Linked DNA regions of Homo sapiens: all the other regions are linked to region 2. Evidence: chromatin contacts called from ENCODE Hi-C or POLR2A ChIA-PET data. All regions are on one chromosome and are shown on one strand. Each heading gives the region's core, a stretch centred on a gene start or an enhancer-like site at or near the end of the contact. The rest is flanking DNA. Distances are from core to core; before and after follow the strand shown. Region 1 holds the start of LNCTAM34A (long non coding transcriptional activator of miR34a). Region 2 holds the start of LINC02606 (long intergenic non-protein coding RNA 2606). Region 3 overlaps H6PD (hexose-6-phosphate dehydrogenase/glucose 1-dehydrogenase).

Evidence for each region. Hi-C counts contacts between places; a loop is a spot of excess contacts on that map. ChIA-PET counts read pairs that join two places held with the same protein, here RNA polymerase II (POLR2A). Pooled maps may share reads with other maps.
Region 1: a loop to region 2 is called in a pooled map, with 6 times the contacts of the local background. The contact joins the promoter of LNCTAM34A here to the promoter of LINC02606 in region 2. A Hi-C loop is called at or near these places in 2 of 37 single-sample maps with no recorded cell type and 6 of 50 pooled maps. POLR2A ChIA-PET finds 5 or more read pairs at or near these places in 3 of 52 experiments (GM12878, WTC11 and activated CD4-positive, alpha-beta T cell).
Region 3: a pooled map shows a loop between it and region 2 (3-fold over the local background). The contact joins the enhancer-like site here to the promoter of LINC02606 in region 2. A Hi-C loop is called at or near these places in 4 of 37 single-sample maps with no recorded cell type and 8 of 50 pooled maps. POLR2A ChIA-PET finds 5 or more read pairs at or near these places in 5 of 52 experiments (AG04449, GM10248, HepG2 and 2 more).

The regions. Positions count from the first base shown.
Region 1 is chr1:9,180,952-9,183,651 of GRCh38, forward strand. It overlaps LNCTAM34A (long non coding transcriptional activator of miR34a), which reads left to right and starts at 1,253. Exons shown (of 3, transcript NR_132738.1): 1 at 1,253-1,365; 2 at 2,682-2,700. It overlaps MIR34AHG (MIR34A host gene), which reads right to left and starts at 1,387. Exons shown (of 2, transcript NR_132742.1): 1 at 1,056-1,387. RefSeq lists enhancers at 1-802, 715-864, 803-1,663, 975-1,324, 2,525-2,700 and silencers at 1,365-1,724, 2,035-2,124, 2,135-2,244.
Region 2 is chr1:9,427,550-9,430,249 of GRCh38, forward strand. It overlaps LINC02606 (long intergenic non-protein coding RNA 2606), which reads right to left and starts at 1,447. Exons shown (of 2, transcript NR_104622.2): 1 at 1,373-1,447. RefSeq lists enhancers at 180-814, 1,313-1,542, 1,603-1,692.
Region 3 is chr1:9,265,924-9,268,623 of GRCh38, forward strand. It overlaps H6PD (hexose-6-phosphate dehydrogenase/glucose 1-dehydrogenase), which reads left to right. Exons shown (of 5, transcript NM_004285.4): 5 at 1-2,700. Among named protein-coding and RNA genes, the nearest start is that of SPSB1, 26 kb to the right of the region's middle. Within about 2 kb of position 1,333, at least 4 of the 41 ENCODE cell types and tissues checked have a DNase peak (open chromatin) inside an H3K27ac peak, as active enhancers do.

The DNA of each region.
Region 1 (2,700 bases), core at 3-2,502, 250 kb before region 2:
CACAGGTACCTTCCCTCTTCCTCAGCCATGACTACACAGCATTTGTGGCTCATGCAGGAAGACACAGGGGCTCAGAGGAGTGGCCATTTGTCCCAAAGATATCTCAGAACTGGGCAGAGGCAGAACTGGCTAACATAACTGCAGTGGGCCGTTTAGCCCCCTTAACATGACTTGGTATCTGCTAGAGTTTCACATGCATGTATGCAGAGATCCCAGCCACCTCTGGGCTCCAGGAGCCTAGTGTGGATGCAACAGGAAGGCCCAGGCTCTGGAACCTTCTGCAGAGCCTAGCTCATGTCCCCCACCTGACGCAGAAACAGGGAGGTGCTGAAGCATGTGCCCTGTCTGTGCTACAGGCCCCATCCACGTAACCTGAGAGAGGGGGCCTCAGGAGCACTGGCACCTGCTGCTCCAGGCCAGGAGCAAGGAACTCCAGGGACCACCTCCCCTCAGTCTCCTTCCCCACTGGCGGCTCACAGGCTGGACAGGGCTCCAGCCAGCAGGGGGCGCGCGCGTTCACCTCGGGGCCAGGTTGGCTGAAAGCCCCTCTCCCGTTCCCCTCTTCTAGAGCAAAAGTCTTCCAAAGCCTTGACCTCTTAGACAACGCTACTTTAGTGACCGAAGCACTTTTCCTTTCCCTTTCATGCGAGTTTTTTGCAACCATGGGTGGCTAGTATCAATGCCTCCACTTTCAAGGTGAGGAGAGGAACTGGGGAGGTTGAGCATTTGCTGCAATATCACCGTGGCCAGCAGCGCAAGAGAGCCAGGGTCCCCATTTGCCACCCATGAACCAGTCGGCCTTCCTCGCCCCACGCTGGAGATAGAGGAGGGAAGAAAGAACTAGCCGAGCAAAACCCCAAAAAAGGAATCCTTTCTCCCCAGAGATTATGAAATCAAAGAACATTTTGTTGCTTCTTGGAAATTCTTCCCCTTACGGAGGCTACACAATTGAACAGGGTTTTCATTATTATGACTATGATTATTAAAGTTGTTGGTCTAGTTCCCGCCTCCTTCTTTGCAAACTTTCGCACGGACTGAGAAACACAAGCGTTTACCTGGGTGCATGCTGGGACGGGGCGAGCAGGTAGTGCAGGCTTCCAGGCCTCTCCTGCCCCGGAGCTTGGCTGCAGGACTCCCGCAAAATCTCCAAATGCCCCCGATCTGCGTGGTCACCGAGAAGCAGCCCGGCTCGGAACAAGCCCAGGCAAGCCCAGGCAGAGCCCGCCGCCGGGTCCTCCTTCCTGCTCGTGCCACCAGGCCCCGGGGCCGCGACGCGTCTCTCCAGCCCGGGATCCGGGGAGCTGGGCTGTCCCCAGACCGACGGGACAGCGGCATCTCCTCCACCTGAAAAGGAAAGAGGACCAGGTGGGGGCCAGGCAGGGCGCATGAAGGCGGCGCCAGCACCGCGCGATCCGAATCACGTCGGTGCGGGGGAGGGGTCGGAGCCTGGCCTCGGCCTAGGGCGCAGATGCGGTGCGCACCGCAGGGGGGCGGCGTGGGGTGCGGGGCCAGTCCCGCCGGGCACGGGGTCCTGGTCCTCATCCCCTTCACCGCCGCCGCCCGCCTGGGCTGGCGTTTCCCCAGCGAGAGCGCGTAGTTTGCGCAGCGCCCCTCGCCCACGCCGCCGCTGGGTCGCGGGGCGCGCCTACCCAGAGCCGAGGTCCCGGACTCCCCGGCCATCGCGACCCTTCCGGGGACTCCTCGCCCCTTCGCGGTGGGACCAAGGCCCGGGTGGGGCCGGGACAGGGTGGTGGGGGGAAGGGGGACCGTACAAAAGCAAACAGAAACCACGGGGGGCTCGCCGCGACGCCCAGTCCGAGGGCCTCTCGCCTGGAAGAGGGAAGAAACCCACGTCCTGGACGCGGGTGTGGGGTCTGTCCCGGGTCAGGACCTGTTGTCTCTGCGACGTTGCCAGTCCGGAGAGCTCGGAGGGCCAATGCAGCCCCGGATTCAACAAGATGCGAAAGGACTTCTAAAGCCAGGAACCGGCACCCAGCCACGGCCACCGCCCGCCGGCCCGGCGCCCTGCCCCCACTCACTGCGCCCCCAAGTTCCGGCGCCGCGGGCTGCAGGGGTGACTTGGCTCGGCGTGCCTCGGGGCACGAGGCTCGGCCCCGCACGGCTCTCGGGTCCCGGGGGGCTGGGGTGGGAAGGGACATGGCCGGCGCGCGGCGCTGGGGAGCCGGGTGCGCCAGGCTGGGGACCTTGCGTGGGGCAGGGCTTGGCTCAGCCGAGGGGCCGCGGCTCAGCCCCCCTCACCGGCCTTAAAGGTTCCCAGAGACGCAAAGTCGGACGCGGGTCCTGAGCGCGGAGCTACAGGGGGGAGCATGGGGCAGCCCCCAAGGCGCGCTCCCTGCATTTCCCACCCTTTCCACGCTGCCCTGCGCGCACGGTCGGGCGCCCTTGGGGTGGGCAGGGAGGCGCGGGCAGGGGCAGCGCCGAAGACCTCCCGCCGCCATGGAGAAGGGGCTCCCCACCCACCCTCCTGCCCCAACCATTATAGATCCCAGCCAGTGCGCCCCGCGCCCTTCCGGGACAAGCTGCCCCCAGGACCACCGTGCCCCAGTATCAAGCGGACAGCAAATCTCTCGGTGGCTCCTTTTGTAAGGGTTTCTGCCCTCAGGGTTGTTACGGGACAGAAATGGTTTCATCAGAAACAAGCCCTCCTCGCACACTCACAGTTTGCAGGACTCCGAACTG
Region 2 (2,700 bases), core at 197-2,696:
TGCAGGAGGGTTCAGAAGTCACCCCAGCTCATACAGCGCCTAAGGAGCAGGGCCAAGGTTCAATTCAAACCGAATCCCAGCCTCATGCTAGATCTTAGTTCACACTTCATTCTTTCAATGAGCATTTATAATCTAAACTGTACCTAGCAAACAGGTGGGACTTCAATGTTTCTTGAATTAACCACCTAAATGTGCCATGATGTCAGAGACAGATGTCATCCTCACTGTAGCCCCCAGGTTCAGCACAGTATCCAGGAAAGAATGGGTGCTTGTAGTCCCAGCTACTCGGGAGGCTGAGGCAGGAGAATTGCTTGAACCCGGGAGGCAGAGGTTGCAGTGAGCCGAGATCTCGCCATTGCACTCCAGCCTGGTTGACAGAGCAAGACTCTGTCTCAAAAAAAAAAAAAAAAAAAAAAAGCATAGGTGCTTAATCAATGTCAGCCAATGAATACGTAAAGGAATTCTAAGTTTTAGAACAGTGATACTTTATTTTTCTTTGTTTGTTTGTTTGTTTTTGTTTCTTTTGAGCCGGAGTCTCACCGTCGGTCAGGCTGAAGTCCAGTGGTGCCAGCTCGACTCACTGCAACCTCCACCTCCCGGGTTCAAGCGATTCTCCTGCCTCAGCCTCCGGAGCAGCTGGGATTACAGGCGTGCACCACCACGCCTGGCTAATTTTTGTATTTTTAGTAGAGACGGGGTTTCACCATGTTGGCCAGGCTGGCCTCAAGTGATCCGCCCAACTCGGCCTCCCACAGTGCTGGGGTAACAGGTGTGAGCCACCACGCCTGGCCGATACTTCATTTTTCTGGAGGTCATTTACTTAGTAAGGCCAACTGGATCCTGGCTAAAAATGTGAAAGAAGACAGAAAGAGTCACGAGCAGTGAACAAAAGTCACGGGTCCTAGCACGTAAAAGCTCAAGTACTTGATTCAAAGCCGAAATTCTCAGGTCCTCAGTTGTAGCCTGGTTACCCTTACAAACACCAGTGCTAAAGAGCACGGTTACTAATCTTTCCAGGACACAAGATTTGAAAGCATCTGTTTCGAAGGGAGATGACCTGCTAGAGGAAGCTTGCGGGCAACAGCAAATTGGGAGTTCGACTAGCACTTTCAGACTGGGATGCAACGAAGAACTCGCCAGCAGAGGTAAGAGATGGGCAAGATGAAGAGAATGAACTCTGATTCTCGGATATCTGCCCGCAAGGTGGCTCCGAGAAAGCCAGCGGGAAACTGCAGCATCGCGGAGGACTTCTCTAGTTCAGGTTAAAGAGACAGCAGCCAGAGGGAGCCGACCTCAAACCCAACTCCCGACAGCAACCTTGAGGCCACCCGAGGTGGCGCATGCGCAGTGTGCGAGGTAGTGCTCTTCCTACCTGCCGACCTGCGGAGCCTTCTTACTGAGCAGGGCTTACGTCACGCAAGCGCCGCGGGTGTGTGACGTCATCTGAGAGCGCCACGCGCGGTCCCGAAAACCTGAGCACCCTCTGGCTAAGGCGTTGCTGTAGAGACGGTGCGCCAGCCCCGCCCCCGAGGCGGGATTGGAGGAAAACTGGACAGCTGACAAGGGTGACGTTTCGAAAGCGCGCGGGAGGCCGTGCTGGGACGCAGAGCCCGAAAACCTATTTGAGGGGCGTCTTGACCGAAGGTGCTAAATATCACATGTCCCCATTAAAGTAAAAATGCAAACTGCCCTAATCGGATTTCGTGTAAGGCAGGAGGGCTGGGAAGACTTAAATGTATCACTTCAGTAGTTTAGGGGTGGGAAGAAGAGTTTGGACCAGACTGGTGCCGGGATAACCTGACCTTTTTGAGCCTTAACTTCTTCTCGAAGGGATCGTTCCCATCAGCATATAAACATGTAATTTCCCCCTTCCTGAGAACCCTGTGGTGGCTCCAGCTCCCACCCCATCCCTTCGCTTTCTGAATACCGTAACTCCTTGGAAGAGTGTATATATTCTTTGTCCAGCTCTCTCCTCCCACTCTGTTGAACTCCCTCCAGCCAAACTCAGTCTCTCCCAAGTCCTCCTCTTACCTGCTCTATCAGCAATTTTTGATACAGTTTATCACCCTCTCCTCCGCAAAACTTTCTTCACTTGGCTTTTGGCAGTGCACACGCTTGTTTTTCTCCTCCATCCCTGCCCCACCTTCTCTGTTTCTTTTGCTAGCCTCTCCTCTTTTTCCTGACCTCTAAATGTATCAGTACCCCCAGCACTGGCTCCTTGGACTTCTCTTTCTTTTCGCTTAATCTCTTGATGATTTCATCGGGTTTCATGGCTTTAAAGACTATGTGCTGATGACTCCCCTCCTTATAGCTCCAGCCTGGAATTCATCCTCAAGAAAAATCCTTCTGGCTTCTCAGGCTGTAAACTTAGAGTTCTTCATCCCGTGTCAAATCTGTCAGCAGATCCTATTGGCTTTTCTTTTTTCCCCAGAATCCGGTATCCACTAACAGCATCTTAGACCAAGCCCCCATCTCTCACCTGGATTATTGTAATTGCCTAGCTGGTCCTTCCTCTGCTCCCACCCCGTCAGTCTGTGTTTACATAACAACCTCAGTAATTCTGTTAAAAGTCATATCATGTGCCTCCTCTGTGCAAAAACTACCAGGCCTCCTGTCTCAGAGTAAAAGCCAAACCTTTACCATGGCTAGAAGTGTTCCACACGGCCAGGCCTCTGTTCTAGACCTTTCCTTTCTTGTCTC
Region 3 (2,700 bases), core at 83-2,582, 160 kb before region 2:
GCCTTCCTCCAGGAAGCACACTGGGTGCAGATAATCAGGACATTCCAGAGATCCCCAATTTAAGAGGGTCATTTCCATCTCAGGGGACTCCCGGATGGGTGTTTCCGCTCTCAATAGCCCCTCTTGTTTTACCAGGAAAGATCCAGTTAAATCACCCACTGAGGTGACAGCTCATTAGCGGGGAGAGAGATGGAGCATCGAGTGACACTGGGCCATCCAGGCGGCTCTGCTCCCACCAGACAGGAGCTAGGCCTCACTGGCAGGGGGGCTGCCCACAGCCTTTTCAGGGGCTCGCTTGGCGGGTGACGGGGCCGCAGCCAGGCCTTCTCTCCCTGCCCCTTGGTGACCCCGTGGCTTCCTGTCTGCTGGCCTCTCCTGCTACTTATCACTTCACCACGAACTCTCTGCCTGAGACTGGGGAAGTAAGCGGGTATCTTCTCAGTGAGCATAGGTTGGGGACTGTGATCTTGAGAAGCCATGGGCCAGCAATACCTGCTTTTCTGAAGCCCCCAAGGAGGGCTCTGACATTCTTTTTAAAAACACCACAAAGCAAAATTCCCAGGACATGTGTAGTTTTGTTTGTTCAGTATCCCACAACTTAAGGCTGGGAGATGGAACTCTTGGTTAAGGTCGATTTTTCTGTCTGGCTTCTCCGCACCTTCCACTTGCTCTCTGGATCAGGCAGATATAAACTTTCTAGCGCATTTTGAGAGAGGGCTTTCTTGGGTGAGGGAGCATGGCAAAGTCGGTTTCTCTCTGGACTGTTTACACTTCAAGGCGGTGGATTTAGAGGAATCCTGGCTTTCATTTTCAATGCCAGTCTGAGACATGTTCCCAAGCCGGGGCTCTTGTTCACACCACTTACTCTGGCCACCAACAACAACCCAGGCCAGACAGAGCATCTCTTTTTTTTTTTTTTGAGACAGAGTCTCTGTCGCCCAGGCTGGAGCCCAGTGGCGAGATCTTGGCTCACTACAACCTCCACCTCCCGGGTTCAGGCAATTCTCGTGCCTAAGCCTCCCGAGTAGCTGCGACTACAGGCGCCGGCCAGCATGCCTGTCTAATTTTTGTATTTTAGTAGAGACAGGGTTTCACCATGTTGCCCAGGCTGGTCTCGAACTCCTGAGCTCAGGCAGTCTACCCACCTCAGCCTCCCAAAGTGCTGGGATTACAGGCGTGAGCCACCGCGCCCAGCCAGAACATCTGTTTTTACACCCAGAGAGCGCCCCTCGTTAGGACAGAACCACGGTGCCCAGAGCCAGGAAGCCGCCCTCCTGGCGCCCAGCATCTGAGCTTCTACACGTGATGGGCGGGCTCAGGAGAGGACAGGGAGTCGTGGTGGAAGTTCCACAGCTGGCCGCGTGGGGGGGCCCTTGCACCGCACTGCCGCCTCCTGACTGCCCCTATCCCCGCAGCCCCTGTGCCGGATTTCATTTCCCTCCTCTCTCCCAGGGTACCTGGCCCCAGCACTCTCCCATCTGTTCTTCAGGAACCGACTCCTCTCCAGTTGCAACACCAGGGAGAAAGGGGCCTCCACATGCCCAAGTACCCCTGCAGGATGAAGGGCAGGCCGGCCCTTGATGTGCCATTTCTGAATAATAGTCACTGCCGCCGAGTCTAGGATGTCCTGTTCTAACTCAGCCCTGCCTCGGATGCACCACCGATCTGTGCAGAGTGGGTGTGGGAGTGTGGGTGAGGGTCGAAATGCCAAAGGTCTACTTTCCAGAATCAAGTGCCTTCTGCAAATCATGTTGGAAAAGTCCAAACCTGGAGATGTCCCTGTGCCTCCGCCCCTACCCACCCCTTTTCCTTCAGCTGTGTTAGGAAGGAGAAGTTTTCAGAACCCTCTAGGCTGGTGGCTTTCAAACTTCAGACCATGATCTGCAGCAAGAAACGTGCCTTCCATCATAAATCAGTCCATTTGTTTACAACTGTGTTCCAAGCAGGTTTCATAAAGAAATTCTTAACCTTAGAACCTCGGATATCCTCTATGTTTTAGTTTTCATTTTTTTAAAATGCTTCTTAAAATTCACTAAATTGGGCTAGGTGTGGCTCATGCCTGTAATCCCAGCACTATGGGAGGCTGAGGTGAGAGGATCACTTGAGCCCAGAAGGTTGAAACCAGCCTGGGCAACATAGTGAGACCCCATCTCTACAAAAAGTTTTAAAACCAGGTATGGTGGTGCCCTCCTGTGGTCCCAGCTACTCGGGAGTCTGAGGTGGGAGGATCACCTGAGCCCAGGAGACTGAGGCTGCAGTAAGGTGTGATTGCACTATTGCTCTCTAGCCTGGAAAACAGAGTGAGACCCTATCTCAAAAAAAAAAAAAAAAAAAAAGGAAAGAGTGATGACAACAGCCCAGGGAGCAGCCCCGCTCAGAACCCAAGTCCCAAGTTCCAGCACTGTGTTCCCAGGCAGGCTGTTTGCCTCTTCCTGGTCTGGAAGCCCTTGGGTCCTATGGTGGCGGCAGCTCCCACAGTCCAGGTTCCCTGGTGGGGACCAATGATTCCATCCGCATGGAAGCCCACGTGTGCACTTAGGGGCCCATAAATGGCAGAAGGGCCCCTCCTTTGGGAGACCTTGTCAGTCAGCATCTCTAGGGCAACCGTGATTGCCATTTGTAGAGGGGAAGGAATCAAGGGACTTTAAGCTAGATCAAAATCTGGGGACAAATTCTCCTGCTAACTGCAAGTTAAAATAG